Regions from separate parts of the Homo sapiens genome. Here region 2 is linked to region 1. The links are chromatin loops, found by intact Hi-C in ENCODE. Cell type or tissue: OCI-LY7. All regions are shown on one strand. Each heading gives the region's core, and the rest is flanking DNA. Links, peaks and the distances in the headings are about the cores only. Region 1 has its middle 14 kb from the start of SNTA1. Region 2 overlaps CBFA2T2 (CBFA2/RUNX1 partner transcriptional co-repressor 2).

Evidence for each region. Hi-C counts contacts between places; a loop is a spot of excess contacts. Peaks named below come from ENCODE experiments on the same cell type or tissue, not always from the same donor. Only the 100,000 strongest peaks of a DNase experiment are listed, where the experiment ranks them.
Region 2: it touches region 1 in a loop (2.4-fold over the local background); 11 of 110 quality-filtered maps call a loop at or near these places.

What each region holds. Positions count from the first base shown.
Region 1 is chr20:33,451,548-33,463,866 of GRCh38, reverse strand. No RefSeq gene overlaps it. Among named protein-coding and RNA genes, the nearest start is that of SNTA1, 14 kb to the right of the region's middle. RefSeq lists an enhancer at 6,576-6,665. In OCI-LY7, for the core only: a CTCF peak has its summit at 6,502 (motif pointing left); DNase peaks (open chromatin) are centred at 2,886 and 6,496; H3K27ac peaks cover 1,187 bases.
Region 2 is chr20:33,500,653-33,508,652 of GRCh38, reverse strand. The region is part of intron 1 of CBFA2T2 (CBFA2/RUNX1 partner transcriptional co-repressor 2); the gene reads right to left. Among named protein-coding and RNA genes, the nearest start is that of CBFA2T2, 15 kb to the right of the region's middle. In OCI-LY7, for the core only: no CTCF peak of the experiment used is centred there; a DNase peak (open chromatin) is centred at 4,152; H3K4me3 peaks cover 1,530 bases; H3K27ac peaks cover 3,208 bases.

The DNA.
Region 1 (12,319 bases), core at 1,661-9,660:
GAGTAGCTAAGACTACAGGTGTGCACCACCAGGCCCAGCTAATTTTTGATTTTTTTGTAGAGACAGGGTTTCACTGTGTTACCCAGGTTGGTCTCGAAGTCCTGAGCTCAAGCAATCCTCCCACCTTCGCCTGCCAAAGTGCTGGGATTATAGGGGTGAGCCACTGCTCCTGGCCCCTTTCCTGTGTCTTTCGTTTCTTCCTTCCTTCTCTCTTTCACCATTTCTCAGAAGTGGGTGGTTCAAAGATTTTCCCTGACTTGGGGAAGAGCACATGAGAGCCCAGGCAGGCTGGGGAGGCAAGCAGGCCAGGGTGAGACACAGGGCTGCAGCCCGGCCAGCACTCACGTGGGGCTGCCTCCAGGAATCCCTCCCCACACACAGAGCCTGGGCACCTTTCAACTGGCTCCTTGCTGCCAAGCGAAGTCTATTAATATCAAAGTAATGAGGTAATTACTGTGATTTAGAAAAATTACTAGTGAATGCTTTTGAGGGAATTTCAGAGCAGAGAATAGGGTAAGTGAAACATCTGTGAGGAAAGGGATGCAGGGCCGTCAGCGATGAATCCTGAGGGTGGGTGAGCTCTGGCCTGCGTGGGGCAGGGTAGGGGGGCTTGGAGGGGACCACCCCAGGGTCATGCATGTGCATGGGACTTTTGGAGTAAATAATAGGGGAGGAGTGTGTGTGTTTGCGTGTGTGTGTGTGTGTAACCAGGGTGTAGGATTTTCAGGCCCTAGGAGCACCCTGACTTTGGCTGGTACAAAGCAGCAGATTCCAGGGTGAAGAACAAAACCTGGAGCCAGAGGCCAACCCCTTTTCACAATCCCAGCCTCTGACTATCCTTGACTGATCTCCACCCACAGAATCCCCCCAGCCCTGAGGCCACCAGCCTGGAGAAGGGTTAGATGAGTAAAGAGAAATTGGGCAGAGCTCATGAGAGAAATTGGGCAGAGCTCAGAAGCAGAGGTTGTCAAAGTGTGACTCTTGGACTGACAGCATGGTCATCGCCTGGGAACTTGCTAAAAATACACATTCTCAGGCTGCTGCAGAGCCACTGAATCAGTAACTCTGGGGTGGGGACTGGTGACCTGTTGTCGTTGCTTTTGAGATGGAGCCTCGCTGCGTTGCCCAGGCTGGAGTGCAGTGGCGTGATCTCGGCTCACTTCAACCTCCACCTCCCAGGTTCAAGCCATTCTCCTGTCTCAGCCTCCTGAGCAGCTGGGATTACAGGCTCAGGCCACCACACCAAACCTGACAATCTGTTTTAAGGAGCCCCTAATAGAGGCATGAAATGATAGGAAGGGCCAGGCCTGGGAAATGGAGGCCAGAGACTGCTTTGAGAGGCTTTTAGGAGGTTGAATCTGTAGGAATTGGTACCAGGGTGGGTGTGGAAGAAAGTACAGCAGTAGTAGTTGTAGTAATAATAATAACAGTAATAATGACTTGAACATGTATTGTGCCCGTTCTGTGCTCTTATTTAATCCTCACAACAAGCCTAAGAGGCAGCTACTATTCTGATCCCAATTTTTCACATAGGAAACTAAAGTACAGAGAGGCTGACTGCCCAAGGCCACACAGCTGGTAGTTGGTGGAGCTGGGATGCAATTTCAGCCTTCAGATGCTGGGTTTTTGCCTCCTCTCTAATGCCAGGCTGCTTTGGTAATCTGAAGAGGGTTATTGGTGACCTGAGTAAGCAGTAAGGGCTGCCAGGGGAGAAGTAACTTCCAGGGAAGCTAACACTGTTTTGTTTTTGAATTTACTGAGCACTTACTACACTTACTATGTGCTAGGCATGATGCAAAGCATTTGCTAGTGCACTGTCACATTTATTTATTTATTATTATTATTTTTTGAGATGGAGTCTCACTCTGTCACCCAGGCTGGAGTGCAATGGCATGATCTCGGCTCACTGTAACCTCCGCCTGCCAGCTTCAAGCAATTTTCCTGCCTTAGCCTTCTGAGTAGCTGGGATTACAGGCACCTGCCACCATGTCCAGCTAGTTTTTGTATTTTTAGTAGAGAGGGGGTTTCACCATGTTGGCGAGGCTGGTCTCGAACTCCTGACCTCGTGATCCGTCTGCCTTGGCCTCCCAAAGTGCTGGGATTATAGACGTGAGCCACCTCGCCCTGCCTAATTTTGTTTTTTTTTTTTTTTTGGAGACGGAGTCTCGCTCGGTCACCCAGGCTGGAGTGCAGTGGCACGATCTTGGCTCACGGCAAGCTCCGCCTCCTAGGTTCACGCCATTCTCCTGCCTCAGCCTCCCGAGTAGCTGGGACTGCAGGTGTCCGCCACCACGCCTGGCTAATTTTTTGTATTTTTTTTAAGTAGAGATGGGGTTTCACCATGTTAGCCAGGATGATCTCGATCTCCTGACCTCGTGATCTGCCCGTCCTGGCCTCCCAAAGTGCTGGGATTACAGGTGTGAGCCACCGTGCCCGGCCCTAATTTTGTATTTTTAATAGAGACAGGGTTTCGCCATGTTGGCCAGGCTGTCTTGAACTCCTGACCTCAGGTGATCTGCCCACCTAGGCCTCCCAAAGTGCTGGGATTACAGGTGTGAGCCACTGGGCCTGGCCTACTGTCACATTTAAGTGTCACACTGATCCTCTAGGTACTATAATGATTCCATCTTCCAAATGATCTAATTGAGGCTCAGAGAGAGAGAGTTGCCTGCCCAAGATCACATAGTCTTTTTTTTTTTTGGACACAGGGTCTCACTCTGTTACCTAGGCTGGAGTAGTGCAGGGGCTGCATCAAGGCTCACTGCACCCTTGATCTCCTGGGCTCAAGCGATCCTCTCACCTTGGCCCCCTGAATATCTGGGACTACAGGTGCACGCCACCACGCTTGGCTAATTTCTGATCTTTTGTAGAGATGGTTCCTCACTCACAAATGTGAGCCACCACGCCCAGCAATCACATAGGCTTTGTGTTTGTGTCAGGTGCGAATCAGCCTAGTTATGCTAACTCTGATTGGGAGGTGGGGGTGGGAGGGAAGTTTTGTGATGACTCAATGGCCAATTAAATGTTTACAAATTCATGGTTTATTGAGAGGCTTTCACACCAACACATAGGCAGTAATGAGAGAGGAGGAACAAGCCACAGGGAGTAGCTCCAGTAGCTCTGGGATGACTGTGCTGACTGTTTTCCCTCAGAATGCCAACAAGGGTTGGGGGGCTGAAGGGGTGGGGGGGCCGAGGCTCTTCTCCCAGCAGAGCTTCGGAGGGTTGCCTGATGGAAAAGAGGCCTCAGAGTTCTCACTGGTAGAGCTCCCACAGGCATCTCTGCCATGGCCAGTTTCTTTTTCTTTTCTTTCTTTTTTGAGACAGGGTCTCGCTGTGTTACCCAGGCTGGAGTGCAGAGGCATCATCACGGCTTACTGCAGCCTCATCCTCCCTAGCTCACGTGATCCTCCCACCTCAGCCTCAGGGGTAGCTGGGACTACCGGCGTACACCGCCTAGCTTTTTTTTTTTTTTTTTTTCAGAGACTGAGTCTTGCTCTATCACCCAGGCTGGAGTGCAGTGGCACGATCTTGGCTCACTGCAACCTCTGCTTCCTGGGTTCAAGCGATTTTCCTGCCTCACCCTCCCGAGTAGCTGGGACTACAGGCATGTGCCACCATGCCCGGCTAATTTTTTTTGGTATTTTTAGCAGAGATGGGGTTTCACCATGTTGGCCAGGATGGTCTCGAACTCCTGACCTCAAGTGACCGCCTGCCTTGGCCTCCCAAAGTGCTGGTATTACAGGCGTGAGCCACCGTGCCTGGCCAACTTTTTAAAGTTTTTGTAGAGATGAGGTCTCCCTATGTTGCCAGGCTTATCTTGAACTGCTGGGTTCAAGCAATCTCCTTACTTCATCCTTCCAAAATGTTGGGGTTACAGGTATGAGCCATGACGCCCCGTGATGGTCAGTTTATTGCGGTGTTCATGGCCCTCTGCAAGAGTCTCCATAGCCATTATCTCAGCTGCCCTGTGGCTTCTCTTTCTTGTTAGGTCTTGGGGGTGCCTGACCACAGCAGGTGTTATCCCCTCTGTCCACCGTACACTTTGAGAGGTCAGCAGTTTAACTGTAGGCTGAGTCACTTGTCATAAGTGACTCCATTTTGACATGTTTAGGATCACAAAACATTATTATCTATCACATAGTGAGTGGCAAGGCAGCAGGAATTTGGAATCGTGGCTCTTAATCCAGATAGGCAGACCCTAGTCTCGGTGGGGATCGCCCTTGCACAGGGGGTGCCTCCCTGCTTCCTGCTCACCTGGGATGCCACTCTATGTTACCAGTACCAAGGACAGGACCAGGGACACAGTGACAGTGAATATCTGTTAAATGACATTTTAACATTTGTTTAAATAAAAACAGTCCATTACCTCTATTGTGGAGTAGAAAAGCAAACAAACAAACAAATAACTAAAATAAAGCCAGGGGAAGGAACTGAAGTTCATGGAGTCTCTCATGTGCCAGGTACTTTGCTTACACAAGGCCAATTTAGTGCTTTCAGAACCCTCCAGTCTTTTGTTTTATTATCCTCATTTTACAGATGAGAAAAGTGAGACAGCGAGGAAGTGACCTGTTACCTGTTTGAGGTCACATGATGAGGCCGTGGGAAAATCAGGGTTTGATACCCTTGGTCTGACCCCCACACCGTGTGTTTTTTTTTTTTTTTTTTTTTTACAAAGTCTCAGCCAGGCACAGTGGCTCATGCCTGTAATCCCAGCACTTTGGGAGGCCAAGGCAGGTGGATCACCTGAGGTCAGGAGTTCGAGACCAGCCTGGCCAACATGATGAAACCCCATTTCTACTAAAAATACAAAAAATGAGCCGGGCATGGTGGCATGCACCTGTAATCCTAGCTACTCAGGAGGCTGAGGCAGGAGAATTGCTTGAACCTGGGAGGCGGAGGTTGCAGTGACCCGAGATCGAGCCATCATACTCCTGCCTCGGCAAAAACAGCGAAATTCAGTCTCAAAAAAAAAGAGACGAGTCTCGCTCTGTCGCCAGGCTGGAGTGCAGTGGCGCGATCTCTGCTTACTGCAACCTCCGCCTCCCGGGTTCTAGCGATTCTCCTGCCTCAGCCTCCTGAGTAGCTGGGACTACAGTCACATGCCACCATGCCCAGCTAATTTTTGTTTTTTTTTTTTTGAGACGGAGTCTCACTCTGTCGCCCAGGCTGGAGTGCAGTGGCGCGATCTCGGCTCACTGCAAGCTCCGCCTCCTGGGTTCAAGCCATTCTCCTGCCTCAGCCTCCCGAGTAGCTGGGACTGCAGGTGCCCGCCACCACGCCCGGCTAATTTTTTGTATTTTTTTTAAGTAGAGATGGGGTTTCACCATGTTAGCCAGGATGGTCTTGATCTCCTGACCTCCTGATCCGCCCACCTCGGCCTCCCAAAGTTCTGGGATTACAGGCGTGAGCCACCGCGACTGGCCTAATTTTTGTATTTTTAGCAGAGACAGGGTTTCACCATGTTGGCCAGGATGGTCTCGATTTCTTGACCTTGTGATCCACCTGCCTCAGGCTCCCAGTGTGCTGGGACTATAGGCCTGAGCCACTGCGCCCAGCCAAGACATGTTTTCATCATGTTGGCCAGGTTGGTCTCGAACTCCTGACCTCAAATGATCCACCCTTCTTGACCTCCCAAAGTGCTGGGATTACAGGCATGAGCCACTGTGCCCACCCTCACACTGGTTCTCTTTCCATTGGTTCAGTCTGTGACTCTGGAGGGTTGGGATGCAGAGATGGGAGGGGCCCATTAAATGGTGACTGATATAATAATGGTGATAATAATTATTATTATCGGTATTATGTGTGAAATGGTTGTGTAATCCTCACATGGAGAAGGGAAAAACATGCTTTGAAAGTGACAATCTCAGCCTGGGCAACACAGCGAGACTCCATCTCTACGGAAAATTAAAGAAAAATAGCCAGGCCTGGGCTGGGTGCGGTGGCTCAAGCCTGTAATTCCAGCACTTTGGGAGGCCAAGGTGGGCGGATCCTAAGGTCAGGAGTTGGAGACCAGCCTGACCAACATGGTGAAACCCTGTCTCTACTAAAAATACAAAAATTAGCTGGGCCTAGTGGCAGGCACCTGTAATCCCAGTTGCTCGGGAGGCTGAGGCAGGAGAATCGTTTGAACCCGGAAGGCGGAGGTTGCAGTGAGCCAAGATAGCACCACTGCACTCCAGCCTGGGTGAAAGAGTGAGACTCCGTCTTAAAAAAAAAAAAAAAAAAGAAAAATAGCCAGGCCTGGTGGTGGGCTACCTGGGAGGCTGAGATGGGAGGATCACTTGAACCCAGGAGTTCGAAGCTGCATGTGAGCTGTGGCTGTGCTACTATGCTTCAGCCTGGGTGACAGAGTGAGACTCTGCCTCAGAAACCAAAACCAAACTGACAAACAAAAAGTGACAACCTCAAGGAGCCCAGCTTCCCATCCTATTCCCACCTTCCCACTTGCAGGGCTCATGGCACCTGCTAGGACCTTGCGACCCTGGCTCTCTGCTGCCCCCTCCTGGCATCTGTCAGAGGTGGCGCCTGGATGCGAAATCTTCAGCCTGTCTTCAGCGCAGCAAGTGTCTTTTGTGAGTGACCAATACAAGGGTGGGAAGGACATGGCTGGGGATACCTCCTCTTGGGCCTCTGGTTCCTCCCTCATGAAATTCTGGATTGGGACTAAAAGTTCCTAGACCATGACTCTGAATCTTTCTCTGCCAAGGATAACATCTTCCTGGCCTTTCACCATCTCCAGCCAAAAAGCCAAACCCTGCAGGGTGTGGTGGCTCACCCCTGTAATCCCAGCACTTTGGGAGGCTGAGGTAGGTGGATCAAATGAACTCAGGAGTTCCAAACTAGCCTGGGCAACATGGTGAAACCCTGTCTCTACGGGAAAAAAAAAATTGGTGCACACTGGTAATCACAGCTAGTCAGGAGGCTGAGGTGGGAGGATCACTTGAGTCTGGGAGGTGGAGGTTGCAGTGAGCCATGATTGCACGACTGCACTCCAGCCTGGGTGATGGATTGAGACCCCCTTCTCCAAAAACAAAGAAATAAACAAAAAAGAAACAGAGTGAGACCCTGTCTCAAAAAAAAAAAAAAAAAAAAAAAAAAAAACCGGCCGGGTGGCTCATGCCTATAATCCCAACAGTTTGGGAGGCCAAGGTGGGCGGATCATGAGGTCAGGAGTTTGAGACCAGCCTGGCCAACATGGTGAAACCCTGTCTTAACTAAAAATACAAAAATTAGCCGGCGTGCTGGGACGCACCTGTAATCCCAGCTACTCGGGAGGCTGAAGCAGGAGAATCGCTTGAACCCAGGAGGCAGAGGTTACGGTGAGCCAAGATCGGGCCACTGCGCTACAGCCTGGGTGACAGAGCAAGACTCTGTCTCGAGGGTGAAAAAAAAAGAAAAAGCCTGGCCTTTCACCATCTCCAGCCAAAAAGCCAAACCCTGCAGGGTGTGGTGGCTCACCCCTGTAATCCCAGCACTTTGGGAGGCTGAGGTAGGTGGATCAAATGAACTCAGGAGTTCCAAACTAGCCTGGGCAACATGGTGAAACCCTGTCTCTACGGGAAAAAAAAAATTGGTGCACACTGGTAATCACAGCTAGTCAGGAGGCTGAGGTGGGAGGATCACTTGAGTCTGGGAGGTGGAGGTTGCAGTGAGCCATGATTGCACGACTGCACTCCAGCCTGGGTGATGGATTGAGACCCCCTTCTCCAAAAACAAAGAAATAAACAAAAAAGAAACAGAGTGAGACCCTGTCTCAAAAAAAAAAAAAAAAAAAAAAAAAAAAACCGGCCGGGTGGCTCATGCCTATAATCCCAACAGTTTGGGAGGCCAAGGTGGGCGGATCATGAGGTCAGGAGTTTGAGACCAGCCTGGCCAACATGGTGAAACCCTGTCTTAACTAAAAATACAAAAATTAGCCGGCGTGCTGGGACGCACCTGTAATCCCAGCTACTCGGGAGGCTGAAGCAGGAGAATCGCTTGAACCCAGGAGGCAGAGGTTACGGTGAGCCAAGATCGGGCCACTGCGCTACAGCCTGGGTGACAGAGCAAGACTCTGTCTCGAGGGTGAAAAAAAAAGAAAAAGCCAAACCCTTTGCCCTGGTTTCTATCCCCTGTGTTTCCTCTTCTTCTTCTTCTTTTTTTTTATTTGAGAAGGAGTCTCTCTGTTGCCCAGGCTGGAGTGGAGTGCAATGGGAAGATCTGGGCTCACTGCAACCTCCACCTCCTGGGTTCAAGAGATTCTCCTGCCTCAGCCTCCTGAGTAGCTGGGATTACAGCTGCCCGCAACCATGCCCAGCTAATTTTTGTATTTTTAGTAAAGACAGGGTTTCACCATTTTGGTCAGGCTGGTCTCGAACTCCTAACCTCAGGTGATCCACCCGCTTTGGCCTCCCAAAGTGCTGGGATTACAGGCGTGAGCCATGGCGTACGGGCCCCTGTGCTTCTAATCTCTGGAAGTGTCTTACTCCTCCCTAATTGAGCATCATCAGAGCCCAGTTTGAAGCATCACCATCACCCAACAAGGTTGATTTTCTTGCTGTGGGGCCAGAATTGCAGGCCCAGGATTCATGTCTGGTTTAAGTGGAAAACTTGTTAATCACCATCCTATACACCCCTCACTACAGCGAGTGTGCTGCTTCCAGAGCTGGTTTGTCTATGCTTGCTCTCTCCTCTTCAGCTTTGTATCTACTCCAGGGCTCAGCACATGGCCCATTTTTCTTCTTTCTCTATGCTCTCTTCCTATAGGTTATCTTAAGACTGTCACACACTTTAAATATCTTCCATATGTCATTGACTCTCCTTAATCTCCTTCACGCAAGCCATCAGCAAGGCTTAGCAATCTTACCTCCTTAATACCTCTTAATTATATTTAGCCCTTTCCATCCCCACTGCAGTCACCTTTCTAGTTCAGGTCACCACCACCTGCCCTGTGAACAACTTCATTTTTTTTTTTGAGACAGAGTCTTGCTCTGTCGCCAGGCTGGAGTGCAGTGGTGCAATCTTGGCTCACTGCAACTTCTGCCTCCTGGGTTCAAGTGATTCTGCTACCTCAGCCTCCTGAGTAGCTGGGACTACAGGCATGCTACCGCGCCCAGCTAACTTTTTGTATTTTTAGTAGAGATGAGGTTTCAGCATGTTGGCCAGGCTGGTCTCGAACTCCTGATCTCAGTGATCTGCCTGCCTCAGCCTCCCAAAGTGCTGGGATTACAGGTGTGAGTCACCGTGCCCGGCCTAATTTTTTTTTTTTTTTGAGATGGAGTCTCGCTCTGTCGCCCAGGCTGTAGTACAGTGGTGCGATCTTGACTCACTGCAAGCTCCGCCTCCCGGGTTCATGCCATTCTCCTGCCTCAGCCTCCCGAGTAGCTGGGACTACAGGTACCTGCCACCACGCCCGGCTAATTTTTTGTATTTTTAGTAGAGATGGGGTTTTGCCATGTTAGCCAGGCTGGTCTTGATCTCCTGACCTCGTGATCCGCCTGCCTCGGCCTCCCAAAGTGCTGGGATTACAGGCTTGAGCCACCGTGCCCAGCCCTAATTTTTTTTTTTTTTAAGAGACACAGTCTCACTCTGTCACCCAGTCTAGACTGCAGCGGTGTGATCATAGCTCACTGCAGCCTCGAACTCTTTTATTCTCAAGCTCAATCAATTGGCCTCAGCCTCTTGGATAGCTAGGGCTACAAGGTGCACAGCACCATGACTGGCTAACTTTTTGTTTTTCTTAAAAACAATTTCTTTACAGTTTTATCATTTTTAAAAATTATTTATTTATTTATTTTTGAGACAGAGTCTTGCTCTGCCGCCCAGGCTGGAGTGTGGTGGTGGCTCGATCTTGGCTCACTGCAACCACTGCCTCCTAAGTTCAGGTGATTCTCCTGCCTCAGCCTCTTGAGTAGCTGGAATTACAGCTGCGTGCCCCCATGCCTGGCTAATTTTTTATTTTTAGTAGAGACATGGTTTCACCATATCAGCCAGGTGGGTCTTGAATTCCTGACCTCAGGTGATCCACCAGCCTCAGTCTCCCAAAGTGTTGGGATTGCAGGCACGAGCCACTGTGCCCAGCCAAGAAGCTTCAGTTTTTTTTTTTTTTGAGACAGAGTCTCACTCTGTCACCCAGGCTGGAGTGCAGTGGCACGATCTCTGCTCACTGCAAGCTCTGCCTCCTGGTTTCAGGCCATTCTCCTGCCTCAGCCTCCCAAGTAGCTGGGACTACAGGCGCCTGCCACCACGCCCGGCTAATTTTTTGTATTTTTTAGTAGAGACAGGATTTCACCTTGTTAGCCAGGATGGTCTCGATCTCCTGACCTTATGATCCGCCCGCCTCGGCCTCCTGAAATGCTGGGATTACAGGTGTGAGCCACTGAGCCCGGCCTTTTTTTTTTTTTTTTTTTTGAGACAGAGTCTCGTTCTGTCACCCAGGCTGGAGTGCAGCAGCGTTATCTCGACTCACTGCAACCTCTGCCTGTTGGGTTCAAGCGATTCTCATGCCTCAGCCTCCCGAGTAGCTGGGATTACAGGCAGGCACCACTATACCGAGCTAATTTTTGTATTTTTAGTAGAGACTGGGTTTCACCATGTTGAAACCCAGTTCAGGATGGTCTTGATCACCTGAGCTCGTGATCCACCCACCTCAGCCTCCCAAAGTGCTGGGATTATAGGTGTGAGCCACTCCGCCCGGCCACAAAGCTTCAGTTTTGATGCACATTTGGAATTATGGGGCAAGAGAGAAACCCAGGGCCCACCCAGGGTGAAAAAGCTGTTAGGTGACCCCCACATAAAGCCAGGGTCTGGAAAGCCTGCATCCTCATTGAAAGAGTGGACTGGGCCGGGTGTGGTGGCTTACACCTGTAATCCTAGCACTTTGGAAGGCCAAGGCAGGCAGATCGCCTGAGGTCGGGAGTTTGAGACCAGCCTGGCCAGCATGGTGACACCCCACCTCTACCAAAAGTAAAAAATTACTCAGGCGTGGTGGTGGGTGCCTATAATCCCAGCTACTCAGGAAGCTGAGGCAGGAGAATCACTTGAACCCAGGAGGCGGAGGTTGCAGTGAGCCGAGATCACGCCATTGCACTCCAGCCTGGGCAACAGAGCAAGATTTCATCTCAAAAAAAAAAAAAAAAAAGAAAGAAAGAGCGGACTGCAAAAATCTTGCAGAGGGCACCAGCAAAGAAATTTCTCCATCGTGAACATGGTGGGCAGAGGGGGAAAGCATCTCTGAGAATTCGTAACCTCACATGGGATTGCAACCTGTATTTCTACTCTTTGTGTGAATCAAAAGATCCCGTGCTAAAATATTTTATTTTATTTTATTTTTTGAGACGGCATTTCGCTCTTGATGACCTGGCTGGAGTATAGTGGCATGATCTCTGCTCATTGCAACCTCCGCCTCCCAGGTCCGAGCGATTCTTCTGCCTCAACCTCCCAAGTAGCTGGGATTACAGGCATTCACCACCACGCCCGGCTAATTTTTTATTTTTGGTAGAGACGGGGTTTCATCATGTTGGCCAGGCTGGTCTCAAACTCCTGACCTCAGGTGATCTGCCTGCCTTGGCCTCCTAAAGTGCTGAGATTACAGGTGTGAGCCACCGTGACTGGCCTCATGCTAAGTACTGAAAGCACTCTTTTTTTGAGACAGAGTCTTGCTCTGTCACCCAGGCTGGAGTGCAGTGTCGCGATCTCAGGTCAGTGCAAGCTCCGCTTTCCGGGTTCAAGTGATTCTCCTGTCTCAGCCTCCTGAGTAGCTGGGATGACAGACACGCACCATCATGCCCGGCTAAGTTTTGTATTTTTAGTAAAGACTGTGTTTCACCATGTTGGTCAGGCTGGTCTCAAACTCCTGACCTCATGATCCACCTGCCTTGGCCTCCCAAAGTGCTGGGATTATAGGCGTGAGCGACCACGCCCGGCCCTGAAAGCACTCTTAGGTTGGCTGTCCCATCAGGCATCTGACAGAAGTACCCACAAATCCTCTCTGAAGGAATAGAACCTACTTCATACCAGACCTCAAAGAATGCATATAAACTGTGTAGTTGACAAGATTACACATGTGTAATGAAGAAAAAAGATCCACCAGCTGCTGTCTATGGAGTAGCCATTCTTTTATTGCTTTAAGAAAAAGGCTGGGCTCAGTGGCTCATGCCTGTAATCTTGGGACTTTGGGAGGCCAAGGTGGGAGGATGGCTTGAGTCCAGGAGTTCCAGACCAGCCTGGGCAACATAGTGGGACCCCGTTTCTATTTAAAGTAAATTAAAACAAATTTTTTTTTTTTTTTTTTAGATGGAGTCTCGCTCTTTCGCCCAGGCTGGAGTGCAGTGGTACAA
Region 2 (8,000 bases), core at 1-8,000, 46 kb before region 1:
GAGCTAAATGATGAGAACACATAGACATATAAGAGGGGAACAAAACACACTGGAGCCTATGGGAAAGTGGAGGGTGGGAGGAGGGAGAGGATCAGGAAAAATAACAGGTACTAGGCTAATACCTGGGTGAGGAAGTAATCTGTACAACAAACGCCCATGACACAAGTTTACCTATGTAACAAATCTGCACATGTAGCCCTCAACTTAAAAGCTAAAAAAACAAACAAACAAAAAAATACAAGCATAAAAACAAAGGCAGGCGGGGTGCAGTAGCTCACACCTGTTCTCCCAGCACTTTGGCAGGCCGGGGTAGGCAGATCACTTGAGCCCAGGAGTTTGACACCAGCCTGAGCAACATGGTGAAACTCCATCTCTACCAAAAACACAAAAATTAGCCAGGTGTGGTGGCGCACACCTGTAATACCAGCTACTTGGGAGGCTGAGGCAGGAGAATCACTTAAACCCGGGAGGCGGAGGTTGCAGTGGGCTGAGATTGCGCCACTGCACTCTAGCCTGGGCCAGAGTAAGAGGCTATCAAACAAACAAAAACAGCACAAAGGCAAAGGGACCTGACCCGTCTGCTTCCTACTCTCATCTCCTGCTATTCTTTACCCAGCACTTCACACTTCAATAATACATAACTACTTTCAGTCCCCCTCACACTCATAAACCTGACCCAGCCTCAACTTCACCCATCTCCTACCCATTCTTCACTTGGGTCATGCTTTGCTGGTAGGAGTATAAAAGCTGATATACCTCTCCAGAGGGTATTCTGGCAACATCTATCAAAATTACACAAACAGGCAAACCCCTTAACCCCAGCAGTTCTACTTCTAGGAATTTACTCTACAGATCTATGAAAAGACAATTGCTACAAGGTTATGCAGCATTGTTTGCAACAGCAAAGGATTGAAAGGTAAATGTCCATCAGCAGTAGGGGGGAAAAAGTATGGTGCAGTCATACAATGAAATACAATGCAAAATGAGGAAGTTCTTTACCTACCGACATTATATGGCCTACAGGAATGTATCGAAAGGGTCCAGAAAAAAATGGTAATGCTAGCTGCTTCCAGGAAGGGGAAAAGACTGGCTGGTGCAGAGGTGAGAGAAACTTCAATAAGTATTCTTTGTTCGTTTCAAATGTTAAATTAGCTAAATACATAGCCAGTCCAAAAATTATTTTTTTATGTTGTAAGGAAAAACAGATTGGCTCAAAACAGATATCATTTTCTCTAAGAAGCCTTTTTTGAAACACACTCACACATGCATACTTACACATTAGGTCAGATGCCCATCCTTGGTAGGATGTTACTTGCCATTAACACTGCTTAGCATTTGGTACTGAAGCTATCAATCTCCCTTACTGGACTACATAGTCCTCCAGGACCTCAGAACTCTTTATATCCCCCAGGATCTGATACAAGGAATTCAATAAACGTTTGTCAAAGTAAATATCTGAAATCAAGAATATCCTAGAAAATCAATAACTTTTAGTCACTGTAATGACAATTCATTATAGTCCACCTTCTAGTATAATTAGCTGTTTGTCCTTCTAATAGAATACAAATATCAGGCCCTTAAATAAATGACATATTGAATTTAACTAACAGGGTAACACCAAGAAACTGAACTGGCAAGTAAGCTAAAATAATTTACAAAAAAGGGACATTCACATAATCAGAAATTGATTTCAGTATTCCAAATGGCTACTTACCAGTTACAGTTTTTTTGGACATTCTCCCCATTGAACACACCATTCCTCAGAGTCCAACATCCACAAAATTAGCATGAACTATTTAGAGACCTACAGAAAACTCATAGCTAGCCAAGTGTTGCTCTCCACAGCTGCAGCTAAGTGCTCAGTGGCTCTGGGGCATGGATGGCATCCCATCTCCTTCCTCCGAAATTCCCTGCCTCCATTGATTGAACCAGAATCCTTGTTTCACTATTTCCCAACAGAACTCTCACTCGATGGCATCAATTACAAGAGGAAAAGATGGTTAATCACTATCTAAACTTAAAACATCTGTTTAAAAGTTTTTATTACAAGAGCTATCCAAAAACTGTTAGGGCACAGAAGGAAAACTAGAAAATCACTGAGGACCGGGACCGAATCTTACCTACCTTGGCAGCCCTATGGCACTTAGCGCAATCCCTGCATCTAACAGCTCCATAATACAGTTGTTAATGGTTTCACTTAGTGTAGGAAGTGGATTTTTATTTTATCTGTATTAATTTTTTTCAATGTATTTATGTATTACATAAAACAAAGTAAATATGAAAAAAGAGGGGACCTGTGTCTCTGTGTGTATTGTAGTAGTACTGGCCATTTTGCTATTCAGCTCTTGTATTAAATTGCTTCTCTTCTTTTTTGTATTAATTTATATTATTATGACTATTATTATTATCTTGTAGAGACAGGGTCTGTGTTGGCCCAGTGTGGTCTCAAACTCCTGGACTCAAGCAATTTTCCCACTGTGGCCTCTCAAAATGCTGGGATTATAGGCTTGAGCCACCATACCCAGCCCCTTCTATTTCTTTTCTTTTTTTATTTTTATTTTTTTTGAGACAGTCTTACTCTGTCCCCTAGGTTGGAGTGCAGTGGCACGATTTCAGCTCACTGCAACTTCCACCTTCTGGGTTCAAGCAATTCTCCTGCCTCAGCCTCCCTAATAGCTAGGATTACAGGCGTGCGCCACCAGTCTGGCTAATTTTCATACTTATAGTAGAGACAGGGTTTCCCCATGCTGGCCAGGCTGGTCTTGAACTCCTGATATCAAGTGATCCATGTGCCTCAGCCTCCCAAAGTGTTAGGATTACAAGCCTAAGCCACCACACCTGACCCCTTCCATTTCTTTCTTTTTTTTTTTGAAACAAGAGTTTCGCTCTTGTTGCCCAGGCTGGAGTGCAATGGCGCGATCTCGGCTCACTGCAACCTCCGCCTCCCAGGTTCAAGTAATTCTCCTGCCTCAGCCTCCTGAGCAGCTGGGATTACAGGCATGCACCACCACGCCTGGCTAATTTTGTATTTTCAGCAGAGATGGGGGTTTCTCCATGTTGAGGCTGGTCTCGAACTCCTGACCTCCAGTGATTCACCCGCCTCGGCCTCCCTAAGTGCTGGGATTACAGGCGTGAGCCACTGCACCCGGCCGACCCCTTCTATTTCTATTCAACCATTTTTTTTCTGCAAACTTGTTCCCATAAACAACTATGGAAACCACTACAAATGGAGAGTACTATAAAATTAATCATGAGGTAACATACAGTGTTCAAAACATCCTTTAACAGTCCCTCAACTGATTCTCACCTTTTCAGGTAGACAGGTGAAAAGATGAAATTAACTCAAAATTCAAATATGAATTGTTCAAGACTGCACTGCTTATGAATTTGAGGTAAAAGAAAGGACTGGGATGACACCCATATCTTCCTCTATTACACCTCTACTTAAAAGAGAGACAGAATGTCCCCTCACAGCTCCAAATCCAAAAAGCCACACTCTCACATTCTAGCCGTGTGACAGTGAGTAAATCACCTGATTACCCGAACCAATCTCCTTATACAAGTTAAGAGGATGAAGACACTTCTACCTACCTTAATTGCTATAAAAATTAGATATGTGAAAATTGTTCTGATACACAAATGGTAGTTACCATTATTTCTGCAAATGATGTGTAAATAAGAACTGCACTAACCCCAAAAGAATATAAATAGCAAGGGACCCTACATTCTAAAACAAGTAACAGAGAGTATTCCTTTCATTGTAGAAATGAGATGACCAAAATTGATTTCACCCAGATATAGTGCTTCCTTAACAATTAATTCTAAAACAAAACAAAACAAAAATACCAACAAGCAAGTGAAACTGTCATACATTAGTAGTGGAAATGCAAAATGGTATGGTATAGCCATTTTGGAAAACATTTTGGCAGTTTCCAAAAAAGTTAAGTATAGGCCGGGCGTGGTGGCTCACACCTTTAATCCCAGCACTTTTGGAGGCCAAGGTGGGTGGATCACCTGAGGTCAGGATTTCGAGACAGTCTGGCCAACATGGTGAAACCCCATCTCTACTAAAAATACAAAAATTAGCCAAGCGTGGCGGTGCACACCTGTAATCCCAGCTACTCGGCAGACTGAGGCAGGAGAATTTGCTTAAACTCAGGAGGCGGAGGCTGCCGTGAGCCATGCCACTGCATTCCAGCCTAAGTGACAGAGCAAGACTCCATCTTAAAAAAAAAAAAAAAAAAAAAAAGTTAAATATGAAATTATCATAGAACCCAGCAATCCCATGCCTAGGTATTTATCCAAGAGAGAGAAAAACATATGTCCACATGCAGAACCGTATATGAATATTTAAAGCTTTATTCATAATCATCAAAATGGGAAACAGTTCAAATGTCCATCAGCTGGTGAACATAACATGTTACTCAACAATAAAAAGGAACAACCTATAGATACATGACACAACGTGGATGAATCTCAAAAGCATTATGGTAAGTGAAACACATCAGACACAAAGGTTACATACTGTATGATTCCATGTATATGACATTATAGAAAAGAAAAAGTAGAGAAACAAGCAAACAAAAACCCCCATAAAACTGTGAGTGACAAAAACCAGTATAAACTAGTAGCTTCCAAGAGCGAGGTGAAAAGAAAGGGGTGTGAGAAAACTTACAGGAAGAATGAAAATTATCTCTATCTGGTTTGATGATTACAACTGCATACTAATAATACAAAACTAATAGAACTATGCCATGAAAAAGAGCAAGTTTTTTTCTCTACCCACTGACAAAAAAAAAAAAAGTAAATTTGATTGTATATAAATTACATCTTGGCCACGCATAGTGGCATATGCCTGAATCCCAGTACTTTGCGAGATCGAGGCAGGAGATTCGCTTGGGCCAGGAGTTCGAGGCCAGCCGGGGCAACATAGTAAGACCCTGTCACAAAAAATTTAAAAAGATTTCAAGTTATTCTGAGACTCTGCCAAGACAGAAGCACCAAGAAAAAAAGATAAATAAATAAACCATACAAAATGAATATATTTCACTGCTATCTAGTTTTATACAATAATTTTTTTCCTAAAAATACACACAAAATGGCCAGGTGCGGTGGCTCACGCCTGCAATCCCAGCACTTTGGGAGGCCGAGGCGGGCGGATCACGAGGTCAGGAGTTCGATACCAGCCTGGTCAACATGGTGAAACCCCGTCTCTACTAAAAATACAAAAATTAGCTGGGCCTGATGGCGGGCGCCTGTAATCCCAGCTAGTCGGGAGGCTGAGGCAGGAGAATCGCTTGAACCCGGGAGGCAGAGGTTGCAGTGAGCTGAGATTGCGCCACTGCATTCCAGCCTGGGCGACTGGGCGAGACTCCATCTCAAAAAAAAAAAAAAAAAAGAAAGAAAGAAAGAAATTTAGATACATATTTTTTGATATGTGTATATGTATGTGTGTGTATATATTTCCTAGCTCTGTCCATTAAGAAGTTCTAAAAAACAATATTCCAATAGGAATGAGCACACACAGCATCCAAATCTTTTTTTTTTTTTTTTTTTTTTTTTGAGACAGAGTCTCGCTCTGTCACCCAAGCTGGAGCGCAGTGGCGCGATCTCAGCTCACTGCAAGCTCCGCCTCCCGGGTTCACGCCATTCTCCTGCCTCAGCCTCCGGAGTAGCTGGGACTACAGATGCCCGCCACCAAGCCCGGCTAATTTTCTGTATTTTTTAGTAGAGATGGGGTTTCGCCGTGTTAGCCAGGATGGTCTCGATCTCCTGACCTCGTGATCCGCCCCCCTCGGCCTCCCAAAGTGCTGGGATTACAGGCGTGAGCCACCGCGCCCGGCCTCCAAATCTTGATTTCTAAATAATTTTCTCCACTGAAAGGAATTAGGAGAGAAACAGTTTGGAGAAATGGCCGATTCCAAGAAGAGGGTAAGAAGAGCAGAAACTAGGCCGGGCACGGTGGCTCACGCCTGTAATCCCAGCACTTTGGGAGGTCGAGGCAGGCAGATCACAAGGTCAGGAGATCCAGACCATCCTGGCTAACACGGTGAAACCCCGTCTCTACTAAAAATACAAAAAATTAGCCGGGTGTGTTGGCGGGCGCCTGTGGTCCCAGCTACTCGGAAGGCTGAGGCAGAATGGCGTGAACCCGGGAGGCGGAGCTTGCAGTGAGCCGAGATCGGGCCACTGCACTCCAGCCTGGGCGACAGAGCGAGACTCCGTCACACACACGAAAAAAAAGAAAAAAAAAATGAAGAGCAGAAACTAAGCCTACAACACCTTTTTGGTGTGTCAAAAAAAGCAGTTAAAAAATGTGGGAATGTGTCAAAATGACACAAAAGCCAGCTTGAAGGGGATCTCCCTGGCCAAATCTGGAACAATGTGAACACAACAAATAATGACAGTAACAGAGTATTAAAATAAGAATCCATAAATCCATATTAATATATATACACAAAGATAAGAAAATGCTCTGCAGAAGAATATTAACTAATAAGCAAGGAAGGACTGACAGAAACAACAACAAAAATTAGCTGACGCTTGTCTATAATCCCGGCTAGTGCCACATAAGGTGGCTTGCGCCTGTGATCCCAGTACTTTCGGAGCTTGAGGTGGGAGAATAACTTGAGCCCAGGAGTTTGAGATCAGCCTGGGCAACAAAGTGAGACCTCATCTCTACAAAATAAAAAATTAAGTAAATTTTGTAATTAGGCCAGGCGCAGTGGCTCATGCCTGTAATCCCAGCACTTTGTGACGCTGACTCAGGCGAATCACCTGAGGTCAGGAGATCCAGACCATCCAGGCCAACATGGTGAAACCCTGTCTCTACTAAAAATACAAAAATTAGCTGGGTGTGGTGGCATGTGCCTGTAATCCCAGGTACTCAGGAGGCTGCAGCAGGAGAATCACTTGAACCAGGGAGTCGGAGGTTGCAGTGAGCCGAGATCGCACCACTGCACTCCAGCCTGGCGACAAAGTGAGACTCCCTCTCAAAAAAAAAAAAAAAAAAAAAAAAAAAAGGAAGGCTAAGAATATAGTTTCAACTACTTAGCCAGACCAACTTATCAAGGGAAAATTAATGGGGAGCTGAATTTCAGCAATTGGCTGGGGAATGCAGGAGCTAAAACCATCACCTCTCCCGGCACTTCTCCCTCACCATTCTGCATTTCCCTAATCTCAGCTACTTCCACCTTTAGTCCCAGACATAAAGTTAGTGTAGCTCTAGGGATACAAGGCCAAAATGAATAAATCTGTGTTGTTTAAATGTCTGTTCTCATGTGGCTTCGAAAAATTAAAAGCAGGCACGACCTCTGCATGGAGATGGCTAAATTAACAAAGAAATAAGGGAAACATTTGTAAGAGAGGAAAAGGCCAAAATAGTGTATCAAGGGAGCTGTGCTATGCCTGATATTAACATTTCACTGGAGCTGCTACAGAGGTCACATTACATATTTGTCACCATCAGCTAATTTGACTGAAAGGTCTAGCCAACTCCAAAGCTATAAATTCAGACAGAAGGATACCAAGCTCTGGGTTATTCTGAATTTATACTTTGATTTCTGCATTTAATTACAACACAAAATAGAAGGGTAAAATCAAATCTTAAAGAGCCACATTGCAAAGTAAAGCTTCATTGCATAGTCTATATACTATATTTGATGATCCATATTTGACAGCTCCTCATAGAGCCATGCAAAATTAGCATGGACATTTCTTGGGCTTTTGATGTTCACTGCCATCATCTGCTTCACTGCTAAGATCAGGAAACATATGGGATGAATTGTTAAAGACTGCTGACAGTTTCTGTTGCCTTTTTATTTTTTTAATTCATCTCTAAGGCCAACTTAGGATACCCCTGAACAAGGTCTCATATAGCTATCTTTAAATCATACCCCAATTATTTGGACTTTTTTAAATTTTTAAATTTTTATTTATTTTTTTGAGACAGAGTCTTGCTCTGTCGCCCAGGCTGGAGTGTAGTGGCAGGATCTTGGCTC